4 separate regions of the Homo sapiens genome follow, and all the other regions are linked to region 1. Evidence: chromatin contacts called from ENCODE Hi-C or POLR2A ChIA-PET data. All regions are on one chromosome and are shown on one strand. The core of a region is the stretch at or near the end of the contact, and the rest is flanking DNA. Distances in the headings are between cores, read along the strand shown.

Region 1 (5,356 bases), core at 2,348-4,847:
CCAGAGACTGAGGCAGGAGAATTGCTTGAATCTGCGAGTTTAAGGTACAGTGAGCTAGGACCATGCCACTGCACTCCAGCCTGGGTGACAGAGGGAGATCCCATCTCTAAATAAATAAAAAACAGTTATCCTTCCCTGCAGCCTGCTATGGTTGCACTGTTATTTCATACTTCGCCTGAAAATTTTACTCTTATAGTTATCCTTTGCTGTAGAGAACAGTTTTTTGGCTGGGCACGGTGGCTCACGCCTATAATCCCAGCACTTTGGGAGGCTGAGACCGGGTGGATCACTTGAGATCAGGAGTTTGACACCAGCCTGGCCAATATGGTGAAACCCTGTCTCTACTAAAAATACAAAAATTAGCTGGGCGTGGTGGCGCATGCCTGTAATCCCAGCTACTAGGAAGGCTGAGGCAGGAGAATCACTTGAACACAGGAGGCGGAGGCTGCAGTGAGCCAAGATCACACCACTGCAGTCTAGCCTGGGCGACAATGAGACTTCATCTCAAAAAAAAGAAAGAAAAAAAAGAGAAAAAAAATAGTGTTTTTTTTCTTTTTTTGCTCCAGAAAGCAACTATTTAAAGATACATAATAGGCCAGCATGGTGGCTCACAGCTGTAGTCCCAGCACTTTGGGAGGCTGAGGCCAACAGATCACTTGAGGTCAGGAGTTCGAGACCAGCCTGGCCAACATGGTGAAGCCCCGTCTCTACTAAAAATACAAAAAATTAGCTGGGCATGGTGGCGGGTGCCTGTAATCCCAGCTACTCAGGAGGCTGAGCAGGAGAATCACTTGAATCCAGGAGGTGGAGGTTTCAGTGAGCCAAGATTGCACCACTGTGCTCCAGCCTGGGCAACAGACTGAGACCCCATCTCAAAAAAAAGAAAAAAAAGATACCTAATATATGTTCTGGGACCACACGGAGGCCCTCTCCAGAGCTGAAAGGAGAAAATATCGAACCATAAATGCAGTGAGAGAAGAGTAAGGAGGAGAAGGCTGATAGCCCTGGGGGTCGGAGGCGGGGAGTAGGAGTGGCTGGCCGGCCGATGGAAGGGAAAGTCCTGGATGGAGTATTTACACATTCAGTTTGTTCCTGCAGTAATATTTGTGGATACAGGTATTGTGCTTGGTGGCATGGTCCTTGCCCTCCTGGAGTTTATAGCCATGCTGTGGGACTAGGGCTAGCATCCATTAAGAGGTCTCCCGGAAGTAGACCAAGTATTCAGGCAGGTGAAGTGGGGAGAAATCGGAAAAGAGCCATTGAGGCCAAGGGAACAGCGCAATCAGAAGACCTGAAGCACAAAAGAGCTCCCTGTGATCAAGGAACAGGCACAAGGCCCATATGTGGCTAGAGCCCAGTTGGCAAAAGTGGTTCAAGATCAGGCTGTAGCCAGATCCTGTAAGGCCTTGTTGCCACACTAAGGACTTTGAACTTCCTCGTGAAAATGAAGAGAAGTCGTTGAATAGCGCAGGTCTGACAAGATTTTAAGAAGTTTCCTTTAGTTGCTGTGTGGGCAGTGAATGGGGGCGTAAGGAGAGCCTAAAGGAGAGACTGCTTGAAGGGTTATTGCAGGAGTCAAGGTGATAGCTGGTGGCAGGTTAAACTGGGAAAGAGGGGTAGAGATGGTAGGAGGTGGAGAGATTAAGGACACCATTTAGAATTGGAAACAACATGGACTGGAAATGAAGAATAAAGGAAAGAGTGGTGTCAACGGTACAATTTAAGTGTCTGGTGTAAGCAACTGGGTAGAGAGTGGTGCCAGTTACTGAAGGTGGGGACACTGTAGGAGAAACCCACTTGGGGACCAATTTTTTTTTTTTTTTTTTTTTCAGACAGAGTTTCGCTCTTGTTGCCCAGGCTGGAGTGCAATGGCGCAATCTCGGCTCACTGCACCCTCGCCTCCCGGGTTCAAGCGATTTTCCTGCCTCAGTCTCCTGAGTAGCTGGGATTACAGGCATGCGCCACCACGCCCGGCTAATTTTTGTATTTTTAGTAGAGACGGGGTTTCTTCATGTTGGTCAGGCTGGTCTCCAACTCCCGACCTCAGGTGATCTGTCTGCCTTGGCCTCCCAAAGTGCTGAGATTACAGGCATGAGCCACTGCGCCCGGCCGGGGACCTATTAAGTATGAAAAAGTGTGAGCAGGCCGGGTGCGGTGTCTCAGGCCTGTAATCCTAGCATTTTGGGAGGCCGAGGCGGGCAGACCACTTGGGGTCAGAAGTTGGAGACCAGCCTGGCCAACATAGAGAAAACCCGTCTCTACTAAAAATACAAAAATTAGCCGGGGCGCATGCCGGTAATCCCATCTACTCAGGAGGCTGAGGCAGGAGAATCGCTTGAACCCGGGAAGCGGAGGTTGCGGTGAGCCAAGATCGCGCCACTGCACCTGAGCCTGGGCGACAGAGCGAGACTCCCTCTCAAAAACAAAAAAACCCCCCAAATGAGTAAAGAGTAATGTGGATATTATATTATAAACGAACAAACAAAAAAGGACTTCGTATTCTTTTTGCATAGGGAAGGGGAAGAAATGTGGAGTGGAAGAGGATGGTACAGAAAAGGTGTAAAAAGAAAGGCTGTGGGAGGAGTAGGGTAGGAGGGCTTCTGAACTGGGGTTAGTGTCACACTGTGTAACTGATAATTTAAACTGCTGAAAATGAGACCACACTTAAAGATACAGGTCCCTTTAAAAGGAAGGCGGATGTTAAAAGCAATTTGCATTTTACCTAAAATGGGCTGCTTCTCCCTGTACCCTCTCCAAATACAGCCAGACTTTCTGTAGAAACATTTTAATCATGGGCACCCTTCCCCCGAAAAATCCACTCACTACCAGTACACACGACCTTCTGAGTTTAATGGACCTACGGAGGCCCATCCCTGGGCTCTCTGGGCTAGGTTAATCCCAGGTTAGGCCCCAAGCTCAGAGGTAGCAACGTTCCCAGCTCAACGACGCAGGAAGACCACGCCTCTAAATGTTCTGCAACCTCGTCCATTTCAGAATTTTCCGGGGTTCTGGGTAAACTGGCCTCACCAAGGATTCTGCCCCGTCTTGTTGCTCCCGTTTTTAAACACAGACCGGTGTGTGGGAGAGGCCATTATTTTTCCGGAACACTGTGCTCCTGGAGCAGATAGGGACACGCAGAGTGGCTTTACCGCAGCGCCAGCTTCAGCCTTACCCGGCTCCTCCTCCAGGCCACCGCCTCCTCCTCGCGCCCAACCCGCCTTCCCTGCTCACCCCCGGCCCGCTCCTCCCCTTTGCTCTCAGCGCGGACTCGGCCACTCACTACCGGCGCCGTGTTCCACCCGCCCACCGCATGGCCCCGTCCCTATGTCGCTGGTCTCGCCCCCTTCCAGGAGGGCCCAATGAGCGTTCACATGCGCCACAAGGCCCCGCCCCGCACCGCGCAGCCCCGCCCACAGGCTGAGTTAACCAATTCGCGGCCCCGGGCCCCGCCCCGCCCGCAGGCCCCGCCCCGGCGCCCGGCCCCACGCGCCCGCCTCCCTCCGGGGCGTTGCCGCCGCCGCGCCTCAGCAGCCCGCGCGGAGCCAGATGCCGCCCCCTCCGCCGGTCCCTCCCCCGGCGGCCTGGCGCCTCCCTCCCTCCCCACCGCGGTGACTCTCGGAGCGGGAGGCGGAGGCTGAGGCGGCCGCTCCTGCTGCTGCTACTGCCGCCGCCGCAGCGGCTGCTCGGGCTGAGCACGCCCCGGAACAGGCCGCCGCGCGCTGCGCGCCGGACCCGCTGCCCCTGCCGGCCCGGCCGGGTCGGGCGGCCCAGGTAAGCGCCGAGGCCGGGCCGCGCCTGCACCGCCCGGGCCCGCGCCGCGCCGCGCCGGGGCTTGGGGGAGCGGCCAGCCCTTTGTCTGCCGGGGAGGGGCCGCGGAGAGCGCCCCCGACCCCGCTCGGACCCCTGACTGCCCCAGCGGCGCGGCGCCCTGGTCTGGGCCTGGCCGCCTCTCGCCGCAGACCACCTCCCGCCTCCCTGACTCTTCGCCCGGGGGTCGCCTCCACAGGTGTCCGCGCCGCCCACCTTGTTGCTCACCTCACCGCGTCCGGGTGCCTGTCATCGCCCGTCCGCCCTCCCGACCTCTGGGCCCCTGCCTCTTCCCTCACCTGCGCCCACTCTGAGACTCTTACTCTCCATATTTCCCCAAACTAAACGCTGGGCCGCCCTTCCTCCCTCTGTAGTTTGATTGAACTGTCGTCTCCCGATTCCACCCCTCCCCGGTGAGCCTTCCTGGAAGGTACCTGGTGGGGGCACATATCTCACCTGGATGGCGGGCGTGTATGCACGAACCTGCAAAATTAACCACCTGGAGCCCCAAACTGCACCTCTCACCTCCTTTTCATCACCCCACCCCAACCACCTTCCTTTTTTTGGAACCTGGTAACCGAGACACTCAGGTCTGGACACCCAGCCTCTGCTAGGCCCTCCATCCCTCCCTCTGCCTTGTGAGCTGAACTTGTCTGAGCAGTGCCTGTTGTCAGGTTAGCCCCTGGGAAGGCGGCGGGGGCCGTGTTGGCCGCAAATCAAGAGTTTTATGAATAATGAGACGTGTGGCTTGCACCACCTCCTGTCTGAGGATCTCAGTATGCTCCAGCTGTGAATTATTTTGTCTCCTGTCACTCACAGAACTGAGAGGAACATGTCTGGCCAACTGCTGGGTAAATTGAGGTACAGGGTGTGTGGGTAAGGGACCTGGAGGCAAGTCATGGTTTGTCTTGAAGTTCTGTTCGCAGGAGCCTTGGCTCTTAGCTCCCTGCTACAACCACTGGGCTCCAGTTCCTGGAGTGTGTCCCCAAGTGATAACTGATCTCTTGTGCCATTAAAATGTCCAGAGATACCAGCAGCTTCCTCAGATTTAAAGTAGGACTTTGGATCATAAATAAAGGTGCGGGCTGTTAAATGCCAATGTGTCATTCACGGTTTGCTGGGGGAGTTCGTGGTCCTCCCTTGTAAATACAAATCACCTCTATGGGATGGAGATTCATTCATTCAGTAGTGAGCATTTACTATGTGCCAGGCACCGTTCCAAGTACTGGGGCTTTAGTGGTGAAGACAGACACGGTTTCTGCCCTCCTCAGAGATGACATTTTAAAGAGGAGGAAAGTCAGACAATAAGTGAGTAAACAAACAAGTGGACAAAATAATTTCAGTAGTGGTAAGTGCTATGAAGATGGAGAGGGGCCAGATTACATATAAGAATCTGTGGCCGGGCGCGGTGGCTCACGCTTGTAGTCCCAGCACTTTGGGAGGCCGAGGCGGGCGGATCACGAGGTTAGGAGATCGAGACCACGGTGAAACCCCATATCTACTACAAATACAAAAAATTAGCTGGGCGTGGTGGTGGGCACCTGTAGTC
Region 2 (5,294 bases), core at 2,131-4,630, 1.1 Mb after region 1:
CAAAAAAAAAAAATTTCAATTAAAAAAATAAAGAAATCCACCTGTGATTTTGGGGGTGGGGTGTGTTAGGAGTAATATGAATCTAGTGGGTGTGTGTTGTTGTTTTTTGTTTCCCCATATAGCTATCTTGTTGTCCCAATATCATTTATTAAATAATCCCCATTTTCCATCTTCCTTTAATACAGCTCTGATGTGATCTCTGTATATTTAAAAAAAAATCACTTCTTACCTGTAGTAAGATACATAAAATAACTAAAAAAAGTCCTTGATATTTTCAGATTCAATAACTACTTTATTTACTTAATTCCCACTTAAAAATATTGCTGAAAAGAGAATAAGGAAACTTTTAAAAATTTAATATGGGAAAAAAATCCAAGTCGGTATTTTACGTCTTTAATCTTCAGCTAGTTCTTTAACTTCCGTAAGCCCCAGTTCCTTGACTTTTAAAATGGAGATAATAAGCCGGGAGCAGTGGCTCACGCCTGTAATCCCAGCATTTTGGGAGGCTGAGGCGGGCGGATCATCTGAGGTTGGGAGTTCGAGACCAGCCTGACCAACATGGAAAAACCCTGTCTCTACTAAAAATACAAAATTAGCTGGGCATGGTGGCACATGCCTGTAATCCCAGCTGCTCAGGAGGCTGAGGCAGGAAAATCGCTTAAACCCGGGGGTCAGAGGTTGCGGTGATCTGAGATCGCGCCATTGCACTCCAGCCTGGGCAACAAGATCGAAACTGTCTCAAAAAAAAAAAAAAAAAAAAAAAGAGATAATAATAATACACTTCATGGGGAGAAAAAGTGGGCTAAAGAATGTAACATGTTTCTTAGGGCACTGGGAACATAAGCTTTCAATCAATAGTTTAATAGTTGTTCTTAACGATGAAGATTATTTTACTGCATTATCAGCTTCTCAGATCCTTGGAAGGAGGTCCAGTACTCTCCGGCTTTATGGCTGGACCACAATTCTTTCGTGGGACTGTTACAGTTAAATGGGTTTAGTTTGCTAATTTTGTGGTCTGATACCATATATTATGCTTTGTAACTATGTGGCATTTCTGGACTTCTAAATTTACATTTTTATGGATAAATGAAAGTGACGGCCAATCCCTAATACCATAGTAAATGTTATTTCCTAACGTGGAGAGCCTCTCTCCTCCCTGCTGGATGGCAGTGCATTGTCCATTTGTCTACCACAGAGCTGAATCTTTATTAGAAATAATGCTCCTGTAAGTTTCGAGACCAGCCTGGGCAACATAGTGAACCTCCATCTCTACTAAAATTACAAAAGTTAGTTGGGTGTGGCGGCACACACCTGTAATTTCAGCTACTCAGGAGGCTGAGGCAGGAGAATCGCTTCAACCGAGGAGGTGGAGGTTGCAGTGAGCTGAGATCGTGCCACTGCACTCCAGCCTGGGCAACAGAGCGAGACTCTGTCTCAAAAAAAAAAAAAAGAAAAAAAAGAAAGAATGCTCCTGTAGATAGAGATTTTGATGGAAAGTGAAGCCATCTAACTGATATACTTTATCCCTCATCATTTCCAAACAGGAAGTCAGATAGTCCTATCCATATCTAGAATGTTGGAAGCAGTTTATTGAATTTATTAGGTTTTAAAATTCAGTTCTCACATTATCAGATATATAAAGAGATATTAACTAGTTTCCCCATTTCATAACTCCAGCAAAGAGGATTTTTCTTGCTGAAAGTTACTCAGAAATGTGATGGCAAGGATCTATGGCTTTTTTTTTTTTTTTTAAGATCTCTTGGGTCATGGTCCAATAGTATCTGTTAGTCCAAATTATTCTTTAAAGAATAATTGAATGTGGGCCGGGTGCGGTGGCTCACGCCTGTAATTCCAGCACTTTGGGAGGCTGAGGCGGGCGGATCACCTGAGGTCAGGAGTTCGAGACCAGCCTGACCAACATGGAGAAACCCCATCTCTACTAAAAATACAAAATTAGCTGGGTGTGGTGGCGCATGCCTGTAATCTCAGCTACTCGGGAAGCTGAGGCAGGAGAATCGCTTGAACTGAGGAGGCGGAGGTGGCGGTGAGCCGAGATCGCGCCATTGCACTCCAGCCTGGGCAACAAGAGTGAAACTCCCTCTCAGAAAAAAAAAAAAAATGAATAATTCAATGTGGAAATTATAATCTGAATAGATTTTCCAAGGAGAAAATTATCACTTCTTTTGAAACAGATGAGTGAATTATTTTGTGCTACGTTTTCTACCCCTTATTTTATACGGACCTTAACTCCTTCGGGAAGAGTGTATGGTATAAGGACACCAATAAGCATTTACAGAATATTAACAAACCAACAATAGGTTGATGATTCACCCTGGATTCGTGCCAGGCTCTGTGAAAGAACTCAATAAACATGATGTGCATTTCAAAAACTGCTAATCATAATTGAAATTTCCAAACCCCTCAATCCCATAAATTATATGAACTAGAATATGATCATTTGGCCTGCCCCTACTCCCTTTACAGCATGATAGACCCTGTGATTATCAGGCTTTCGGGAAGTGGGACACAATACTTCATTCTTCAAAGAAAAAGAGGTGATGTTTGGTCTTTTCCTCTTTTTAGATTTTTTTTCACACGTACCTTATAGAGTTGTACACTGCTCTTTCTAAAATCCCTTCTGTACCTGTACAGTCTCTCCTTTATGCCTTCATGACACTTTTTATTCTTTTCAAATAAGCAGTGCGACTTATCACTTTTATTTTTCTTTCTGTAATTCATCTTTTGTCATGTACACTATTTGAAAAATATTACAAGCCGCTCATCAGAATTTCGAAAGAGTCCATATGAGAATGGTTTACACCCACTCTGTAGCCCGCAGCAACATGGATCCGCGTCCTAATGACTGAAAAGGCCAATTAAGACCCGGGTAACAGCAAGATCAACCGGACTTCCCCCCACCCCACCCGGGACCTGCCCGCGCCGCCAGCCCGGCCCAGCCCGGGGGGCGCGGGGGGCGGTACTGGAGCGCGGCGGGCGGCGGAGGAGGGCCGGCCTCGCACTCTCACAAAGACGCGCCCGCGGCGGGAGCCCAGCCCACCGCCTCTGGCCGCCGCCTGCAGCGCGAGCCCTCGAGCCCCGGGCCGCGGCGTTGTCAAGGCTCGGCCTCTCTCCGCCTTCTTCTCTGCTCATTTTATTAAAAAGATTAAAAAAAAAAAAAAAAAAAAAAAAAAAAGGAAAAAGAGATCCCGCCTCCTCCGCCTCCCATTGGCCGGGCCCCCGGCCGCGTCACACCGCGCTGTACCAATGGAGGGGCGCGATACTGCGAGGTGGGCCGGGCCCGAGCGGGGAGTGGGCGGCGGGTCGGTGCAGCAGCTCCGCCGCGGCTCCGCCACCATCGCGGAGGTGCCGCTGTTCCCACAGACGCTCGCGAGCAACCCTCCGCGCTCCGGAGCCTCCTCAGCCTCCCGCACACCCCGAGACGCTCGCCCCGCTGGGCCTCGGTCCCCGCCTCCTCCCCCGTCCTTTTCCCCTCTCTCGCTCCCCACATTGTCTCTGCCTCATTTTCTCTCCTAGTTGAGGATTAAAAAAAAAAAAAAATCACCATCATCCTCAGGGAGCCCCCTCGCCCTCGGAAAACAAAACCAGACATGATCCTGGGCTCCTGCTTCTGAAAGATCTGCCCGACCGAGGAGGAGGGAGCCTAGGTTCAAGTCGCAGGAAAGGTCACGGCAGGGAAGCCCCCTCAGCCCCTCCGCGTCGCCTCCCCGCGGGCCGCCCCTCTCGGCCCTGCGCCCCGCGGCCCCGCAGCCTCCGCGCGGCCTCCCGCCCCATCCCCGCCACTTTCCCCGGAGCTGGGCCGCGAACACCTCACTATTGATGGTGTAGCGCTTTAGGGGAAGGTAAGTGTCCAACTTGCCCGCGCCGGGTCGTGTGCTTTCTTTTTTGGCCCCTCGTCCTGGTGGTCAGAGAGGGTCGGCCGTGAAAGCAGTCACTCGCCCGGGGGGAGGCAGGAAGAAAAGGCTGGGGTCGAAGCCGAAGTCGAGGGGAGTCGGGCGAGGGCAGGGCACTTCTTTGGTCCTGTCCGGGCCAGGTGACCGTTCCTGCGTGCCTTCTGACCCCTGCTCTCTCTTGGCCTCTTATTCATGCTCTTGTTCTACTTGTTTGAGGTTAAACTATTTCATGTGACTACATTATTGGCTGAAACTGGAAGGGAAGGAAGTCAAGGACTGAAACTGTAAATTTCTTGAATGTTTGTGGATTTCGGGGTGCTGGGGGGAGGACTTTATTATTAAAGTATCATTTTCTCATTGGGGGAAGATTTCCTCTTTGTGCTCCCAATCTCTAGTTCTCAGCTGTATGTGATTAGAAAATTATGAAACCCAAAGTCACTTGCAGCAGAATAGAATTCTTACTATCCTGTTTTAGTTCTGCTCTCTGAAGGAGGGTGGCTTCTATTTATTACTAATTTTTAAGATGATGGAAAGATTCGTAGTTTTACATACACGTGTGTATGTGTGTCTGCTAGGAGGGGGGAAAAGTGTTGCAGGCTTCCTTTGAAACTGGTTGCTTGAGAAGTTGTTGAAAGGAAAACAGAATGATTCATTGTTGAATTGTCATTTTCCTCTGTCTCTTTTCCAAGGTTTGCTTACAATTTTTCTGGATTACAGACTTCAAACATTGATTTAAGTAAAATGGGTCCTTGAGAAACTGGGTGCTTTAAATGTTTCAGTATCTGTTGCTTTTTTAAGGTACATTTAGAAAGTAGTTTTGTATGAATCGTGAAATAGCCTTCTTCACAGCGAATTTTTAAACGCAAAAAAAGATAACTAGTAAGAGGGTGAACTTGGTGAATTACAAAATAGACATTTTAATATAGCAGGAATTGATGCATCTAAGATTTGAAACAGTTTTCATAATTGCTTTCCATTTAAAGAGAGACCTTTTTGTCTAGTGTACACTGGTCTTTTTAGTCTCAGTCTGTTGGGGGAGGGGAGAGAAGCTGGATCTGTACAATAATAAAATCATCTTTGGGTTGATATTTTGTTCCATGGATTTGCTTGCTGAGTTAATACTACTGTAAATTATCAACCAGTTTTGATTTTGATGGCCTGGGATGGGTGGAAAGCTGGCTTCCAGCTCTCCCTGTTGTTGTTGAGGTCGAAGGGAAAAGAGGCAGAGGCAGACAGACACACATATACACACACACACACACACATACACACACACACAATACCAAGCTGAGGGCTCATTGTTCTTCCATACACACATTCATTCTCTCTCTCCCATATTTGGGACTAGGTTTGCACAGACAAACACAGCTCTTTTTGGGAGAG
Region 3 (5,590 bases), core at 990-3,489, 1.4 Mb before region 1:
CCAAAGTGCTGGGATTACAGGTGTGAGCCACCGCACCCAGCCCAACTATCTTTAATTTGGCAGTTTAGACCTTCTGAAAACTCATTTCTTCTACCTTCACTTGTTTTTATTACATAAGTAATTGATAATGTATAAAGAAAAAAAGTGTGTCTTTCCCAAATTACATCTTAGTTGTGCACATTTCCCCCATGTAAACAGAGACATATAAGAAATGCATAAATATTTTTGTAAATGGTTGTATTATACTTACATTGTTGCACAACTTGTAATTTTTAAACTAGTTGTGAACCTTTTCCTTCTTAGCAAATATTCATCTAATTACCACTATTTATTGTTATTATTATTATTTGAGACAGGATCTTTCTCTGCTGCCCAGGCTGCAGTGCAGTGGAGATCACAGATGACTGCAACCTTGAAGTCATAGACTCAAGTGATTCTCGTGCCTCAGCCTTCCAAGTAGCTGGGACTACAGGCATGTGCTACCACACACAGCTAATTTTTAAATTTCTTTTGTAGAGACAAGGGTCTCACTATGTTGCTCAGGCTGGTCTGGAACTCCTGGCCTCAAGCAATCCTGCCTCGGCCTCCCAAAGTGCTGGGATTCCAGGGATGAGCCACCATGCTAGGCTCTAAATTATAATTATTAATGGCTATGTATTTTTCTTATTATGAATGCATCTTTTTTTTTTTTTTTTTTTTTTTTTGAGATGGAGTCTCGCACTGTCACCCCAGCTGGAGCGCAGTGGCGCGATCTCGGCTCACTGCAACCTCCGCCTGCTGGCTTCAAGGGATTTTCCTATCTCAGCCTCCTGAGTAGCTGGCATTACAGGCACCTGCCACCACGCCTACCTTTTTTTTTTTTTTTTTGTATTTTTAGTAAAGACGGGGTTTCACTATGTTGGTCAAGCTGGTCTCAAACTCCTGACCTCATGATCCGCCCGCCTCGGCCTCCCAAAGTGCTGGGATTACAGGTGTGAGCCACCGCGCCCAAACGAATGCATCATATTTTATTGGACTCCTACTTTGAAATATTTAGGAATTTTCAGTGTTTACTATGACAAATAGCACTGTGATTAAAAAAAAATGTAGTCAAATCCACTTTTGCTGTTGATTTTTTTTTTTTTAATCTGTAGAGACATCGTCTCGCTATGTTGCCCAGGCTGGTCTGGAACTCCTGGCCTCAAGCGATCCTCCTGCTTTGGCCTCCCAAAGTGCGTGGGCCACCGTGACCAGCAGTTATTTATTTTCTTTGGTTGTGTGTGTGTGTGTGTGTGTGTGTGTGTGTGTGTGTGTGTATGTATGTATTGAGACGGAGCTTGCTCTGTTGCCCAGGCTAGAGTGCAGTGGCACGATCTCGGTGCATGCAACCTTCACCTCCCGGGTTCAGGCGATACTCGTGCCTCAGCCTCCCGAGTATCTGGGATTACAGGCGTGAGCCACCATGCCCAGCTAATTTTTGTATTTTCAGTAGAGACGGGGGGTGCGGGTGGGGGAATTTCACCATGTTGACCAGGCTGGTCTCGACTCCTGACCTACGGTGATCCGCCTGCCTCGGTCTCCCAAAGTGCTGGAATTATGGGCGTGAGCCACCGCGCCGGGCCAGCTATTGATTTTTTGAAAGGATTTTTAAAAAATAATGTTGCTTTGAAAATTTTTATTTATGACTAGCTCTTTTGGTTAAAACTTGGCTATGGTTTCTCTGGAGTGATCCTGAGTTGGATAATTTTGGGAAAGTTAGAGAATCTAATTAAAAACATTTTCAAATGCTTATTAATTGTAACAAAAGAGATATCACAGGATCCATAAAGAGCGCTAGCCCGAAACGTCTTTTGATGCAGTAATTCCTGGGCACCGGCATCGCTCACATTCTCCTCTCAGAATTACACCGGGAGGGGTCGCGAACCTCTGCTAGCCGCTCTCGCTGCGATCCGGAGATACCCAGACACCGGACTCCTTGAGTTCACAGCCCGGATGCAGAAGGGAATCCTAGCAGCGCCGTACCGGATGTGTGAGTGGAAGTGACTGAGGTGAACTCACGACCGATTGGTTCTCCCGAGTGGACCCAAGCCTGTTTTCACCTGCCACTGGCCGCGTGGTTTGTCTATTTGAACAGTCCCCGCCCCCTGGAGAAGCCGGGTCCTGAAGCTTCTCTTCTTCATTACTATTGGCCTGTTTTTCAGTCCATCTTCTCCCTATACCTGTCGATTGGTCCTCAGGGCTGGGAACCCTCCTTCCCTCGCTCCCGGCTTAGAGGACAGCGGGGAAGGCGGGCGGTGGGGCAGGGGGCCTGAAGCGGCGGTACCGGTGCTGGCGGCGGCAGCTGAGGCCTTGGCCGAAGCCGCGCGGTGAGTCTAGGGCCTGGCACGACCCCTCTAGGGCGGCGTAATGTCCAGACCCACGGCCAGCCTGCCCGTGGGGGGGCCAGGGGAAGCCGCCCGTCTGGGACGTGGGGTCCCCACATTGCCGGCCCCACGACCTGGGCACCGTCTGAGGCCTTGACTCCCACCCCTCGAGGCAACGCCCACCTCCCCGGGACCCCCAAGAGACCCCTGGACCCTTCGGCCCGCGGTACGTCCGCCCGAAGGCCGGCCCATCAGCTCTGGTATTGCCCTTTGGGTCTTTTGCCTGTCACAGCCACCCTTTCTTTTGAGCCACGTATAAAAATTGTGTATCTCTGCCCCAGGGAACACTAGCGTCCGTGTCAGCCCCTTGTCCTCCACTGTGGACACCTCTCAGAGATCCAGTCCCCGAAACTGAGCTTGGTTACATCGTTGGGGTACATCTTCTCTCCCTCTCCCCCAGCCCCATCCCTGTTTCCCCCATCCAATCTTAACTTCCTTAAGCCCTATCAACACCATTAGGATATTTGACTTCAGATATCCTAAGTTTAATTGAATTCAGTCTGGAGCAGATGGCCTGTGGGCCTCAGATCATATAAAGATACACTGGTTCTTTCCTGAGAATAGAAATCCCTTGCCAGCCACCTTCCCCCCTTTCGGACGCACACACATACACACAAACTGGAGTAGTTTTCTTAGCAGGGATTCTTAAGTTTCTTCTCCCCTAAAGGATGACATTTCTTTCTGCAGTCTTCTTCTTGGCAGTGGAGTATTTGAAAGCTTTACAAAACCAATTATTCCCAGGTTTTTCCTCTGTGCCTTACAAATTCTTTCAAAAATAAGAATTTTGAGAAATTGGTTTTGTAGCATAAGCTGAACATACTTGGGATAGGTGTATGTTACACCCATGGCAGTGTGGGCATAATTGAGGAATGAGGGAATGAGCTCAGGAACTAATTGGTGTTTTTTGTTTTGTTTTGAGACGGAGTTTCGCTCTGTCGCCCAGGCTGGAGTGCAGTGGCTCGATCTCTGCTCACTGCAAGCTCCGCCTCCCGGGTTCCCGCCATTCTCCTGCCTCAGCCTCCCGAGTAGCTGGGACTACAGGCGCCCGCCACCATACGGCTAATTTTTTTTTTTTTTTGTATTTTTAGTAGAGGCGGGATTTCACCGTGTTGGCCAGGATGGTCTCGATTTCCTGACCTCGTGATCCGCCCGCCTCGGCCTCCCAAACCCGGCCAGGAACTAATTACTTTCTTTTAGCTTACATTTGAAGAGCTAGTCCCCTGTAGAACTGCGTTGTTCAGTACAAGAACCACCAGCCACATGTGGCTGTGGAGCACTTGAAATGTGACTAGTCCAGGCCGGGCATGGTGGCTCACACCTGTAATCCCAGCACTTTGGGAGGCCAAGGCGGGCAGATCACCTGAGGTCAGGAATTTGAGACCAGCCTGGCCAACATAATAAAACCCCATCTCTACTAAAAACACACAAAAATTAGCCAGGCGTGGTGCTGCACATCTGTAGTCCCAGCTACTCGGGAAGCTGAGGCAGGAGAATCATTTGAACCCGGGAGGTGGATGTTGCAGTGAGCCGAGATCATGCCACTGCACTCCAGCCTGGGTGACAGAGCGAGACTCTGTCTCAAAAAAAAAAAAAAAAATGACTAGTCCAAATTGACATTGTTGTAAGTGTAAAATGCACATTAGATTTTGAAGACTCGCTAAAAAAAAAGAATGGACACTATATCAATTTTTTAAATATTGATAACATGTTGAAATGATATTTTGGATATATTGGTTTAGGTAATTAATTTCACCTGTTTCTTTTTACCTTTTAAAATATGGCTACAAGCAGCCTTAAAATTACATTTGTGGATCATTGTATTTCCTCTTTTTTTTTTTTTTAATTGAGATGGAGTTTTGCTCTTGTTGCCCAGGCTGTAGTGCAATGGCCCAATCTCAGCTCACTGCAACCTCTGCCTCCTGGGTTCAAGTGATTCTCCTGCCTCAACCTCCCAAGTAGCTGGGGTTACAGGCACGCACTGCCACGCCTGGCTAATTTTGTATTTTTAGTAGAGACGGGGTTTCACCATATTGCCCAGGCTGGTCTCAAACTCCTGACCTCAGGTGATCTGCCCACCTTGGGCTCCCAAAGTGCCGGGATTACAGGCGTGAGCCACTGTGCCCGGCCTAAATTTCCATTAGATAGTGCTGCTGTAGAATAATAATCTCTCTTTTTAGACTGAACTTGAGGAAAGGGGCAGTCTTAGTCATTTTTAATTCTTTCCCTACCTCCTGACATTTGTTACCTGGCATTTTGCCATGTACATAGTAGTAGTAGTAGTAATAATAATAGCTAACAATTATTAAGAACTTAGTATATGCCCTGCACTGTTTTAAACACTTTTTGACACGTATTAAGTCATTTAGTTCTCACATCAACCCATGAACTAGGTACTATTATCTTCCTATTGTAGTTGAAGAAACACATTTTGAGTGTCTTTCTTGAGGTATATAACCTTGTTTTTGTTTTCGTTTGTTTTTGTTTTGAGACAGTGCAGTGGCAGGATCTCGGCTCACTGCAGCCTCTACCTCCCAGGTTCAAGGGATTCTCCTGCCTCAGCCTCCTGGGTGACACATGCCACCACGCCCAGCTAATTTTTGTATTTTTCATAGAGATGGGTTTTCACCATGTTGGGCAGGCTGGTCTCAAATTCCTGACCTCAGGTGGTCCTCCAGGCTCAGCCTCCCAAACTGCTCAAGGTATATAACCCAAGGATTCAAACCCAAGTAGGCTAGGCCGATAGCCCACAATTTAACCTCCCTACTACACTGCCTCTTTTAAACATCAGTCATTGTTTAATGAATCTAGGCTTTCTAAATGTTCCTCAATCAGATCTCTCAACCTTTTTAGAATCCCCTGCCTGACAAGGGCTAGGGGGAGATCTGTGTTGGGTGACCAGGGCCATAAGTAAATTTATCATCATACTTTCTTATCCAGAATATTAAAGGAAACTTCTCTCTAAAGAACCTCAGGGCAAGATGCTTGGAACCGGACCTGCCGCCGCCACCACCGCTGCCACCACATCTAGCAATGTGAGCGTCCTGCAGCAGTTTGCCAGTGGCCTAAAGAGCCGGAATGAGGAAACCAGGGCCAAAGCCGCCAAGGAGCTCCAGCACTATGTCACCATGGAACTCCGAGAGGTGCTTCTGGGATCTGGGGCCAGTCATTGTGGGATGTGTGGGCTAAAT
Region 4 (5,369 bases), core at 2,542-5,041, 1.0 Mb after region 1:
GCTGGGTGTGGTGGCGGGCACCTCTAGTCCCAGCTACTCGGGAGGCTGAGGCAAGAGAATGGTGTGAACCGGAGAGGCGGAACTTAAAGTGAGCTGAGATCAGCCACTGCACTCCAGCCTGTGCGACAGAGTGAGACTCCGTCTCAAAAAAAAAAAAAAAAAAAAAAAAAAGCAAGGGAATAATAAAACACAAAATTTAGAATAGTGGCTACCTCTGGGGTCAAAGAACATACAGGGGACCTAAATGACATTACTAATGTTCCATTTCTTTTTTTTATTTTTTTGAGAAGGAATCTTGCTCTGTCGCCCGGCTGGAGTGTAATGGCACACTCTTGGCTCATTGCAACCTCCGCCTCCCGGGTTCAAATGATTCTCCTGCCTCAGCCTCCCGAGCAGCTGGGAGTACAGGCATGTACCACCACACCCGGCTAATCTTTGTATTTTTGGTAGAGATGGGGTTTCACCATGTTGGCCAGGCTGGTCTTGAACTCCTGACCTCAGGTCATCCACCCGCCTTAACCTCCCAAAGTGCTGGGATTACAGGCATGAGCCACCGCACCCGGCCTCCATTTCTTTTTTCTTTTTTTTTTTTAACTTTCCATTTCTTTTCTTTTTTTAACTCTTGTTGCCCAGGCTGGAGTGCAATGGCATGATCTTGGCTCACTGCAACCTCTGCCTCTTGGGTTCAAGCAATTCTCTTGCCTTAGCCTCCTGAGTAGCTGGGATTACAGGCATGTGCCACCACACCTGGCTAATTTTTTGTATTTTTAGTCGAGATGGGGTTTCACCATGTTGGCCAGGCTGGTCTCAAACTCCTGACCTCAGGTGATCCACCCCCCTCAGCCTCCCAAAGTGATGGGATTATAGGGGTGAGCCACCATGTCCGGCCCCATTTCTTCCTTTGAGACAGGTCTTTATCTCCCAGGCTGGAGTGCACTGGTACAATCATAGCTCATTGTAATCTTAACCTCCTGGGCTCAAGTGACACTCCCACCCGAGTCTCCCAAGCAGCTGGGATAGGACTACAGGCATGTGCCACATCTGCCTAATTTTTTAGTTTTTACAGAGACTGGGGTCTCCTCCATGTTGCCCAGGCTGTTCTGCTGTTCTGGAACTCCTGGGCTCAAGCAATCCTCCTGCCTCAGCCTCCCTAAGTGCTGGGAGTACTGATGTGAGCCACTAAGCCTGGACTCTAGGGTTCCATTTCTTTCTTTCTTTCTTTTTTTTTTTTTTTTTTTTTGGAGACGGTGTCTCGCTCTGTCATCCAGGCTGGAGTGCAGTGGCGTGATCTCGGCTCACTGCAAGCTCCGCCTCCCGGGTTCAAGTGGTTCTCCTGCCTCAGCCTCCTGAGTAACTGGGACTACAGGCGCCTGCCACCAAGCCCAGCTGATTTTTATATTTTTAGTAGAGACGGGGTTTCACCATGTTGGTCAGGCTAGTCTTGGAACTCCTGACCTCGTCATCCGCCCGCCTCGGCCTCCCAAAGTGCTGGGATGACAGGCGTGAGCCACCGCGCCCAGCATGGTGTTCCATTTCTTAAGCGGGATGTGGGTACACAGAGATTTATATACGCTTTATGTAGTCTCTGGTGTACGTGAAATACTGAGTGATGAATACCAAAACCTCATGATCTGTTATGAGGAGGGACCATCCAGCTACATCCCCTTCTGCACTCATCTGGTATCTTACCTCCCCAGAGCTCCTTATCCAACCCTGAAGTTCCCTATCTGGCTGGAGACCCTCTTTCACAAAGATCCCTTTCTCAAGCTGACCAGTGATTTTTACACACGTATCACAGGGAGAATCAGTAATCCAAGCGAGTTACAGGTCGTAGCAGATTCACTCTCCCTTGATCCCGGCCACCTGCAGACACCATGCATGTGTTACCTACAGTGCTTCAAGGTGTGGTATTCTGATAGCTTTGGACAGTTATTCCCCACCTGCCCACCACCAATAAAACTTCTCAACAAGCTTACAGCAAGTGAGAAATAATAACTAAATGCAATGCCGTTGTGCTGACTACAAGCAAATGTGAACCCCACAGCCTGCTAACAAAGCCTAAGGAGCTATGGAAACAGGGAGGGCATTTGGCAGCCTGTGAATTTTGAAAAAGATTTCAGGACATCTCTAGTAATCATTAACATTTTAGCTACAATGTGAGGTCGAAGTGCTGGCTCAGAATGTGGCGCTGCAGCCTCCAAGAATCTTGCAACGGCAGCAGTCCGGGATCATGTTCGGCCTCTGATTTCCTGCTAGATTTACTGGTTCTGGCCACAGCAGAGTATCTTTATCTCTCTAACCATTTTTATGTAAAATAAGATTGTTTGGAGCCCTTTCAGGGCCACGCCTTAGAATTGCTCTGAGAGTACCAAGTGCCTGATTTCTTAGAGTCCTTACCAGTAGGAGATGTTGGCTGTTGATTTAGCTGCTGAGTCATGGGGCTGGGGATAGTGGTTTTCAGTAGCCAAAAACGTTAGTGTGTTGCTGGTGAAATCACAAACTCTGCTTGCAAAATTTTACTCTTTTTTTTTTTCTTTTTGCTGAATTTAATCCTAAAGTTCTTGCTTCTTACTCACTGGAAAGCAAATACTATGGTCTCAATAGGCCTTAATTTTTAACCAACGCCATGGAAACCTGTCTGTAGCTAAGAGGATAAAAATGCTAGGGGTTAAGGAAGAAAAGCAGGTTTTGCAGCTGACCAGAAGAAATAATTAAATTCAAGTACATATTTGAACACCTCTTTACAAGGAAATGAGGAAAATCAGATGTTTTAGTTCTCTTACAGACCAGCAGTAATGTTGAAAAATATAAAAGTAGCCGTAACAGAAAACGAAGTGATCATCTCAGCCCTCCCTTGGAGTGGGGGGATATATTGCGGAGCTGAGTTTTAATGGCTATCAGTTCTTGATCAGAAAAGTGAAATCACTCCAACTCCTTCCGTATTCCACGGAATATGACCCGTCTTGAACTTTGAGAAATTCCCCGGGTCTGTGTGAAATTCCAGTTCCAAATAATTCACATGAATGGTTCACAAGAATCCAGGTAGGTTTGATCTAGTTCCCTAGATGGGAATGAGAGGGATGTAAAATTTGAGAGGCAACATGACATGGACTAGAGAGAGAATGAATTAACACTGGGGAAGCACGTGGGGGCGCGCCGGACACCTAGAAGGCACTCAAAAAGTATGAGGTAGAATTAAAGGAAAGTGAACCTTCCTTTGGCTGTCTCGGCCTGATTCTCACCGCAGCAAGGAGAAAGGGACAGGGTCACCTTGGCGGGTGCCAGGCGGAGCCCGGCCAGACGGGCGCGGCTGGAGGGCAGCGCGCAGGCGCAGGCGGCGCACGTGGCCCCGGACACGCAGCGCTGCGGCGGGGCCAGCGCCCCAACCCCGGAGTGGGGCCGAGGCGCGCAGCCTCTCAACGACTCGACGCCAACGGGGTCTCTCGGATCGCGGCGCGAGGCAGGAGGGGCGGGGCAGGAGGGCCGCGGCAGGCCCGGGCCGCCAAAGTTGTCAGCAAGGTCGAGGGCCGGACGTGGGGCCCCAGAGCGACGCTGAGTGCGTGCGGGACTCGGAGTACGTGACGGAGCCCCGAGCTCTCATGCCCGCCACGCCGCCCCGGGCCATCCCCCGGAGCCCCGGCTCCGCACACCCCAGTTCGGCTCACCGGTCCTATCTGGGGCCAGAGTTTCGCCCGCACCACTACAGGGCCGCTGGGGAGTCGGGGCCCCCCAGATCTGCCCGCCTCAAGTCCGCGGGACGTCACCCCCCTTTCCACGCTACTGCAGCCGTCGCAGTCCCACCCCTTTCCGGGAGGTGAGGGAATGAGTGACGGCTCTCCCGACGAATGGCGAGGCGGAGCTGAGGGGGCGTGCCCCGGAGGCGGGAAGTGGGTGGGGCTCGCCTTAGCTAGGCAGGAAGTCGGCGCGGGCGGCGCGGACAGTATCTGTGGGTACCCGGAGCACGGAGATCTCGCCGGCTTTACGTTCACCTCGGTGTCTGCAGCACCCTCCGCTTCCTCTCCTAGGCGACGAGACCCAGTGGCTAGGTAATGATTGGGGAAGGGCTGAGCAACGGGCAGGCGGCGCAGGGCTTTTCTGGGCTTGTGGGGCTCTTTTCCCTCCGAGGGAGGCGGCGCGCCCGCAGGCCCAGCGTGGCGGGGTCGGGGGCACGTGCAAGCCGCCTCCCTGGGTGGGAACTGGCGCCCCCGCTCACCCCGAGGCCCGGGGCGGGGGCGCAATGCCAGGCGCACGTGCTGGGCCCCCGATTTCTTTGGAGGGGAAAGTGCAGATCAACACGTGATTACCGACTGCGGGGCCGAGTCACTGTCAGGGAAGGTCGGGAGCTGCACACGCGAGCTGCTTAGCACAGCGGGAGTTGGGAGTGGAAGTTGCTTTTCCATCGTAGCCAAGTGTAAGGTTTTTGGGATAGACGCAGACTTAGCGGCGGTGGCCACTCAGGCCAGGCCCTTCCTAAAATGGAGGAGGGCGGCGATAGTGGAGATGGCCACGAGGCTGCGGCCCCCTCCCCCACCGGTAGCCCCCGCCTCTCGCCCGCGCTCGCGGCCCGCGCTTCTGCCTAGTAAGCGGTGACTCATTTAACTCCGAGAAGGCACCTCTTGAGGAACCTACAGCAGAGCCGTTAGATCATTGGCAAGTCCTCCAGGCGACCTCGCCCAAGTTGGGCAAGAGCGGCTCCCCGGCTGGCCACCAAAAATCGGGCCTGATCTGATTTGGTTTTTTTTTTTTTTTGAGTTTTGCTATTGTTGCCCAGGCTGGAGTGCAATTGCGCGATCTCGGATCTCGGTTCACCGCAACCTCGGCCTCCTGGGTTCAAGCGATTCTCCTACCTCAGCCTCCCGAGTAGCTGGGATTACAGGCATGCGCCACCACGCCCGGCTAATTTTGTTTTTTTTTTGTTGTTGTTGTTGTTTTAGTAGAGGCGGTGTTTCACCATGTTGGCCAGGCTGGTCTTGAGCTCCCGACCTCAGGTGATCCGCCCGCCTCGGCCTCCCAAAGTGCTGGGATTACAGGCGTGAGCCACCGCGCTAGGCCAAGAAGGATGTATTTTAAGAAAGCTTCCTGTTCAATGTTCCCCTGCTCTGTGCGCTTCTCTGGGCGGTAGGGTCCATTGCTTCACTTGCCTTTCAGGCCCACCCGGGCCCTGACTGCTCCATTCATTTACCGTGTCCCTAATTCGGGGTTCCATCCAGGCAGCTAAAAAAGCTGTGAATGGTCCGGGCGCGGTGGCTCACGCCTGTAATCCGAGCACTTTGGGATGCCGAGGTGGGCCTCCTCAGGATCACCTGAGGTCGGGAGTTAGAGACCAGCCTGACCAACGTGGTGAAACCCCGTCTCTACTGAAAATACAA

What was found. A loop is a pair of places that touch in the nucleus more often than their neighbours do. ChIA-PET counts read pairs that join two places held with the same protein, here RNA polymerase II (POLR2A). Pooled maps may share reads with other maps.
Region 2: a pooled map shows a loop between it and region 1 (14-fold over the local background). The contact joins the promoter of RERE here to the promoter of CTNNBIP1 in region 1. A Hi-C loop is called at or near these places in 4 of 50 pooled maps.
Region 3: a map of CD8-positive, alpha-beta T cell shows a loop between it and region 1 (7-fold over the local background). The contact joins the promoter of MTOR here to the promoter of CTNNBIP1 in region 1. A Hi-C loop is called at or near these places in 1 of 168 maps with a recorded cell type or tissue (CD8-positive, alpha-beta T cell), 2 of 37 single-sample maps with no recorded cell type and 10 of 50 pooled maps.
Region 4: a loop to region 1 is called in a map of CD8-positive, alpha-beta T cell, with 10 times the contacts of the local background. The contact joins the promoter of ENO1-AS1 here to the promoter of CTNNBIP1 in region 1. A Hi-C loop is called at or near these places in 3 of 168 maps with a recorded cell type or tissue (CD8-positive, alpha-beta T cell, naive thymus-derived CD4-positive, alpha-beta T cell and natural killer cell), 1 of 37 single-sample maps with no recorded cell type and 10 of 50 pooled maps. POLR2A ChIA-PET finds 5 or more read pairs at or near these places in 1 of 52 experiments (H1).

The regions. Positions count from the first base shown.
Region 1 is chr1:9,908,510-9,913,865 of GRCh38, reverse strand. It overlaps CTNNBIP1 (catenin beta interacting protein 1), which reads left to right and starts at 3,597. Exons shown (of 6, transcript NM_020248.3): 1 at 3,597-3,771. RefSeq lists enhancers at 1,656-2,328, 2,329-3,002 and silencers at 3,150-3,749, 3,760-3,819, 3,990-4,049.
Region 2 is chr1:8,815,726-8,821,019 of GRCh38, reverse strand. It overlaps RERE (arginine-glutamic acid dipeptide repeats), which reads left to right and starts at 3,380. Exons shown (of 23, transcript NM_001042681.2): 1 at 3,380-3,860. RefSeq lists silencers at 2,843-3,072, 3,173-3,472, 3,723-3,782 and an enhancer at 3,136-3,430.
Region 3 is chr1:11,259,200-11,264,789 of GRCh38, reverse strand. It overlaps MTOR (mechanistic target of rapamycin kinase), which reads left to right and starts at 2,239. Exons shown (of 58, transcript NM_004958.4): 1 at 2,239-2,345; 2 at 5,367-5,542. The coding sequence starts at 5,381. RefSeq lists an enhancer at 1,892-2,051 and a silencer at 2,472-2,521.
Region 4 is chr1:8,877,257-8,882,625 of GRCh38, reverse strand. It overlaps ENO1-AS1 (ENO1 antisense RNA 1), which reads right to left and starts at 3,791. Exons shown (of 2, transcript NR_038351.1): 1 at 3,666-3,791; 2 at 2,741-3,061. It overlaps ENO1 (enolase 1), which reads left to right and starts at 3,940. Exons shown (of 12, transcript NM_001428.5): 1 at 3,940-4,046. RefSeq lists silencers at 3,217-3,466, 4,187-4,236, 4,447-4,566 and enhancers at 3,325-3,916, 3,917-4,510, 4,511-5,103.